Regions from separate parts of the Homo sapiens genome. Here region 2 is linked to region 1. The links are chromatin loops, found by intact Hi-C in ENCODE. Cell type or tissue: HCT116. All regions are shown on one strand. Each heading gives the region's core, and the rest is flanking DNA. Links, peaks and the distances in the headings are about the cores only. Region 1 has its middle 30 kb from the start of LINC01762. Region 2 overlaps CD58 (CD58 molecule).

What was found. Hi-C counts contacts between places; a loop is a spot of excess contacts. Peaks named below come from ENCODE experiments on the same cell type or tissue, not always from the same donor. Only the 100,000 strongest peaks of a DNase experiment are listed, where the experiment ranks them.
Region 2: it touches region 1 in a loop (2.5-fold over the local background); 19 of 110 quality-filtered maps call a loop at or near these places.

What each region holds. Positions count from the first base shown.
Region 1 is chr1:116,507,761-116,510,674 of GRCh38, reverse strand. No RefSeq gene overlaps it. Among named protein-coding and RNA genes, the nearest start is that of LINC01762, 30 kb to the right of the region's middle. RefSeq lists an enhancer at 1,167-1,226. In HCT116, for the core only: no CTCF peak of the experiment used is centred there; a DNase peak (open chromatin) is centred at 1,524; H3K4me3 peaks cover 1,435 bases; H3K27ac peaks cover 2,500 bases.
Region 2 is chr1:116,555,401-116,558,314 of GRCh38, reverse strand. All of the region lies in intron 1 of CD58 (CD58 molecule), which reads left to right. LOC105378925 (a long non-coding RNA gene) reads right to left here. Exons shown (of 3, transcript XR_947739.2): 3 at 1-2,914. Among named protein-coding and RNA genes, the nearest start is that of MIR548AC, 3.3 kb to the left of the region's middle. RefSeq lists enhancers at 1,414-1,708, 1,482-1,731. In HCT116, for the core only: no CTCF peak of the experiment used is centred there; DNase peaks (open chromatin) are centred at 1,534 and 2,384; H3K4me3 peaks cover 649 bases; H3K27ac peaks cover 1,861 bases.

The DNA of each region.
Region 1 (2,914 bases), core at 283-2,782:
GTCTCCCTCAACAGGCTCCTGAAATCCCACACCTCTCACTGCTGTAGATGAAAGCAATTCAGGCTGTGAACATTACAGCGGTTGGCTTGGGAGGGATGGCTCATGATACCGCTTCATCAGCATGCATCTGCTGAGAACCATTGCCCCGGCAACCCACATGTAGCCTGGAGCAAAAGAAAAACGTGGGCCTCTGTGGTACAGGTCTTGATGCATTTCCCTTTTTAAATTTTTTTTTTTTACTTTAAAAAAATATAAAAACAGGTTCTTGTTATGTTGCCCAGGCTAGCCTTGAATCCTGGGCTCAAGAGATACTCCCGCCTCGGCCTCCCAAAGTGCCTCGGATTACAGGTGTGAAACATACACCTGGCCTTGATGTATTTTAATCGGTTAATTTTTTCCAGAACATTGAGGTAGCATAAAAAAAGTTGGAAAGTTGAAAAGTAGGTACATTAAAACTTTATATTAAGTTTAAATTATTTTACTTATACCAAACAAACAAACAAACAAAGCCCAAGAATTTATTAGAATGTTACTTTCCTGGCTTTGATGGAAGAACACTCATTAGTAAAACCTTCAAAGTCTACTTCTTGTTTTGTTTTCAGTTGAGAACATTGTCATGTTTGAGAATTTTTTCTTGAACAAGTGATGATTTTAAATATTTTTAAATTAACTTTAGCTCACTTGCAACTTCTTTTGGATGTGCCTTTATTTAAAAATTTGATAGTTTGTTTATCACAGATTTTTTGCACTGTGACTAAAAAAAATTGCATTAAAATATTATTGATCTTGATTACTGAGGTTTTTGATGTTGCCCTTGCAATTTCTGCCTAAGGTGAGTGTCTCATTTCACGATGAAGTCATCCATCCATCCACCCATTCATTCAACACATAGTTCTTGACTGCCTACTTGGGGCTTGCATTCTAGTGGATAGAGATAGACATTAACCAGGGTAAATAAGGAAACCACAGCACTAAGAGCCATAGAGAAGAATAAAACAGGGAAGGGGGTGGGGAGTGTAGGAAGGGACAAGGAAAGACCTCACTGAGGGACCCTCCAGCAGAGCTGTCAAGGGGTCACAGATGGGATCCCAGGATGGGGATTCCCAGTAGAGGCCCTGAAGTGAGAGCAGGCCCTGCACATTCGCAGACCAGTGAAGAGGCTCATGTGCCCAGTCAGCCCACAGGCATGTTTTTTTTGGCTCTCACAGTATTAAACTTAAAAAAAAAATGATATGCCTTTAGATGGGCATCTCTCTGCAGTTCACAAGCTCTACTCCTCCCTATTTTCTTGCACTCATTTGTTTCCTGCCTCTGAACTCAAGCTGTGGGGATAATTGTGTGCTTTGAACATGTCCTGGGAGCAAGAGAGACACAGGACAGGAAGACAGGGCAAAGCACATCTGGCCTTAAGCTGTGTAGATTGAAGATCAAGGGCAAATCCCCACCCTACTTCATAATGTGAAGTCATAGTCCACAGTGCAAGGGCAGCGGGCTCCCCAGAAAAGGGTGGGGTTTAAATTCTTCACCAACCAAGAGAAATGGGAACTTAGAATCAGAAATAAGTTGAGTCATAGAAACTAGAGGGCATTATTTTTTTTCAGATCTTAGTTTGTGGACTGAGTCATACCTACAAGGATAAAATCTATTCCACCTCTCCTGTGTTCCAGACACCTTTGATCCCATAACCTCTATTTAATCCTCACCACAATAGCTCAAGCTAGATGGAATTTTCCTACTATTATTCCTGGGTGACACAACTAAAATTCAGTGAGATTAAGTGAGTTGCCCAAGGATGTGCAATGGGCTGCTGGTGAAAGCAGTATCCAGATCTCCTCTGCCTACCTCCAAAGAGTAGGCTCTTCCCCAGGAACCTTGCTGCTTGTCATAGAAATGGAGTCCCTCACTCCATCTCATTGCTACAAGTGTACACAGGGTGTGTAGGTATGAAAGCAACTCTGATGGCCCTGTCATTGTGGCAAATACTTTAAAAAATGTTTATCTTATTTGAGTCTCAAAACATCTTGGTGAATCAGATAGCATCACCCCATTTTGAAGACAAGAGAACAGATGTACTGAGTTGAGACGACATGCCCACAGTCACCTAGCAGTGACTAGGAGATATGAATCTGGGTCATAGTCCTGTCCCAGCACTGCCTTGCTGCTCCCAAGACAGGATTGTAGTATGCTGTCTACCCTACCCAAGCCATGCCACTCATCACAAACTTTGCCACATTAGCAAAATGCTACACAACGTATTTGAAAAAGGAGGATGTAATCCTCCATGCCTCCCAGCCCATGCCCACACGCAACCCTAGATATTTTCATCATAGAATAACAGTAAAATCAGAGAGCTGGGTATATCCTGACAGGCTAGTTACCCACTCATCAACTCATGGCACATGAGGATTTTCAGTGCTGCTACTAGGAACTGACTCAGCAGGTTACATGACCCGGGGCTCACTGAATGCTCAGGCCAGAAGGATGCCCATGCCTTCCAGGATGCCACAGACAATGGTGGCTACCTGCTGACATGAATGTTGCCTACAATGAGATGTGTTTGTTCCCAAGAATCTATTCTATTAGGTATACTTTAACATTGTCACGTAAGCTGGTGAAGTGTGAATGCAAAAGAAAGTTATTGTTTTTATAAGAAACAAGTTGACAGTTTTACAAAGACTTAATAAAGGAGAGATGCTAAAATGAGATTAGTGGATTGAGTACAAGCAAGACAGCTGAAAAGATAGTGGGAAAAGTACCACATCTATAAGGTTTCTGTACTAAAATTGCTTTGCAAGTATCTAAGCTCTCGCTCCACTCCACAGAAACTGAAATTAGAAATTGTAGACAATGCATTAAGGGCGTGATTTTTGTATGAAAGAATAAGGAAGAACTCTGAAAAATATACTTAGTTTCA
Region 2 (2,914 bases), core at 111-2,610, 48 kb before region 1:
AAAAATGCCCCAAGACCCTGCTATCTCTGGGCTTGCACGAGGCTTTAAATGAATCACCATTATGATGTCTTATATTCAGAGGGAAATACCAATATTCATATATTCAGGTACTGAAACTTTTAAGGGAATTTTTCTTTTTTCTTTCTTTTTTTTTTTTTTTTGGTCAAATGAACTTTTACTTTACCTGCTAAAATCTGCAGGCAGTGTGAGCCTTAAAATATTTTAGAGAGAGAGAGAGAAGTATCTTAAAATTACATTGTTTATTTCTAAGAACAAACTCAAGAAAACCCTTTCCTTCAAATCCCGGAAGAGTGATTAGCTTGTCTCTAAGGTATGGCATTGGCTGGGCATGGTGGCTCATGCTTGTAATCTCAGCACTTCAGAAGGCCCAGGGAGGAGGATCACTTGAGCCCACGAGTTTGAGATCAGCCTGAGCAACATAGTGAGACCTTGTTTCTACAAAAAATATAAAAATTAGCTGGGCGTGGTGGCATGCAACTGTAGTTCTAGCTACTTGGGAGGCTGAGGCAGAAGGATCACTTGAGCCCAGGAGGTTGAAGCTACAGTGAGCCACGATTGCACCACTGCACACCAACCTGGGTGACAGAATGAGACCCTGTCTCCAAAAAGAAAAAGGAAGGAAGGAAGGAAGGGGAGGGAAGGAGGGAGAGAGAGAGGGAAAGAAAGAGAAAAATAAAAAGAAAGAAAAGAAAGAAATGACATCAGTGAACCTCCTCAAACCATAGCGAGGCTGTTAAGTTTGATTGGGGCTGACATCCATGAGTGGGTACAAGTTTATCTGGTGTGGTGCCCTGCATCCTATAACACTTAGTTGGTAAAATCTACTTAAACTTGAGAGGGAACATCTCAAAAGGGACAGCTGTGGAGTTGGGAAGGTGGAGCCCGCAGGTCCTCCCATCTTGCTTTGGTGATGAGGCAGAAAGTGGGGCTGAAAAACTGAGTCTGTTTTGGTTGTATATGAGGGCTCCTGAGCCATTTTATTTTTAAGCTCCAGTTAAACTTCTTTCTCCATCTCTCCTTACGAAGTCCTCCTTCTTCAGCCAGGTTCCACAGCAATTTGGGATTTCACAAAGCCCAGGGTTTGGGGTGACTGTCAAATTTTGCTATTCTGTCAGGAAGCCTTATCTTTTGAACTACATTTAAGTTGTATTTTAATCATTTTAGTTAATTCATTCAACAGATATTTATTGAAAGTCCATATGCCAGACATATGGGGATACAGCCAAAAACAGGAACACCTTTGTCCTTGTCCTGATAGGGCTAGCCTGGCTGGGGTTACCCCTAAGCTCAGATTTGAATTAGTTGCCAACTTTCAAGAACAGGAATTTTCACACAAAATGTGAATATCTGGCTTTTTTTGAAAAATTGGGAACCTGGCAATGGTGGGCCTCTGTTTCCACATGGCAGGAGCTGAGGCACAGCTCCTGTTTCCACATGGCAGGCCCCTCCCTGTAGGCTCACTGGTGCGCAAGTCCTCACCAGTCCCTTCTGACTCACACTTGGCCCGCTGGTATCTCCTCTGTGGGTGGAATTGCTGGTCTTCGTCTAATGCGTCATTTGCCACAGTTCTGTTTCTTTGTGACTCCTTTGTTTGCTCGTTTTCTTTTTATTGTTTCTGGTCTGGCTTTTTCTTCCTTGACTGGAGTCTTGCTCTCTGAGGCCCTCTTCAGCTCTAGCATTCGATGATTTGGAAACCACAGAGCTTAGTGCCTCACCTGTAGGTTTGGAGGTGTGCTTAACTCAGTTTGACTTTCTCATTTGCAACATCTGCTGTTCCAATGCTGTCTATAGATTGTATCCTGAGAAACCCTGCATCATGTCACTATCTTTAAGAGCCTTATGCCATGTAGCAAGCTAAATAAGAAACAATGGTTAAGAGCACTGATTCTGCAGTCAGATTGTCCAGGTTCAAATCTGGCTTCATTACTTAACATTGTTGTGCCTCAGTTTCCTCACCTGCAAAATAATAAGGTTAGAAATAAAACCTTCTTAATATGTTTTTAGGATTCTGATTTTTTTTTTTTTTTTTTTTTTTTTTCTGAGATGGAGTCTTGCTCTGTCACCCAGGCTGGAGTGCAGTGGCACAGTCTTGGCCACTGCAACCTCCACCTCCCGGGTTCAAGCGATTCTCCTGCCTCAGCCTCCCATGTAACTGGGATTACAGGCGAGTGCCACCACGCCCAGCTAATTTTGTATTTTTAGTAGAGACGGGGTTTCACCATGTTGGCCAGGCTGGTCTGGAACTCCTGACCTCAAGTGATCCACCTGCCTTGGCCTCCCAAAGTGCTGGGATTACAGGCATGAGCCACTGCTCCCAGTGGTGAGTACCTATTTATAGAGCCCTTGCAACAGTGCCTGGCACAGAGCCAGGGCCATACAAGTGTTAGATTAAGTAAAAAAAAAAAGTACCAGTCAATCTGAATCTCAGGCCCTGAGTAATAATTTGCAGAGGAATTTGTGCTGGGGGTTGAGAGTTCCTTTTCATTAACCCATAGTTAACGGTGACCAGATTTTCTAAATAAGAAATCAGGATACTTCATCTATAAAACTTGGGTTCCAGTTACAACTTCAGGCCATACAAAAAGAACTATTAAAATTGAGGTGTTGATGTTTTGTAGAAACACTGCAACAGAATATTTGAGATCAGACCTGTTTTTAGATATGTGATCACTCTATACATGTAGTGCTGATTAGGTATTAGGTACCCTCATATCTTTATTTAAAAAAAATTCAAAATTCTTCAAAACAAAAAAACCTTCAAAAATTATCTGGCTAGCATAGAAAATCTTTTTAGGCGATCACTGATAAAATTTTTTCCCTCCCTCCATCTCTCTTTGCTTTTAAACAGCAAAAACTCACCCCATGCCCAGTTCTCACCCAGTTAATTCAGACA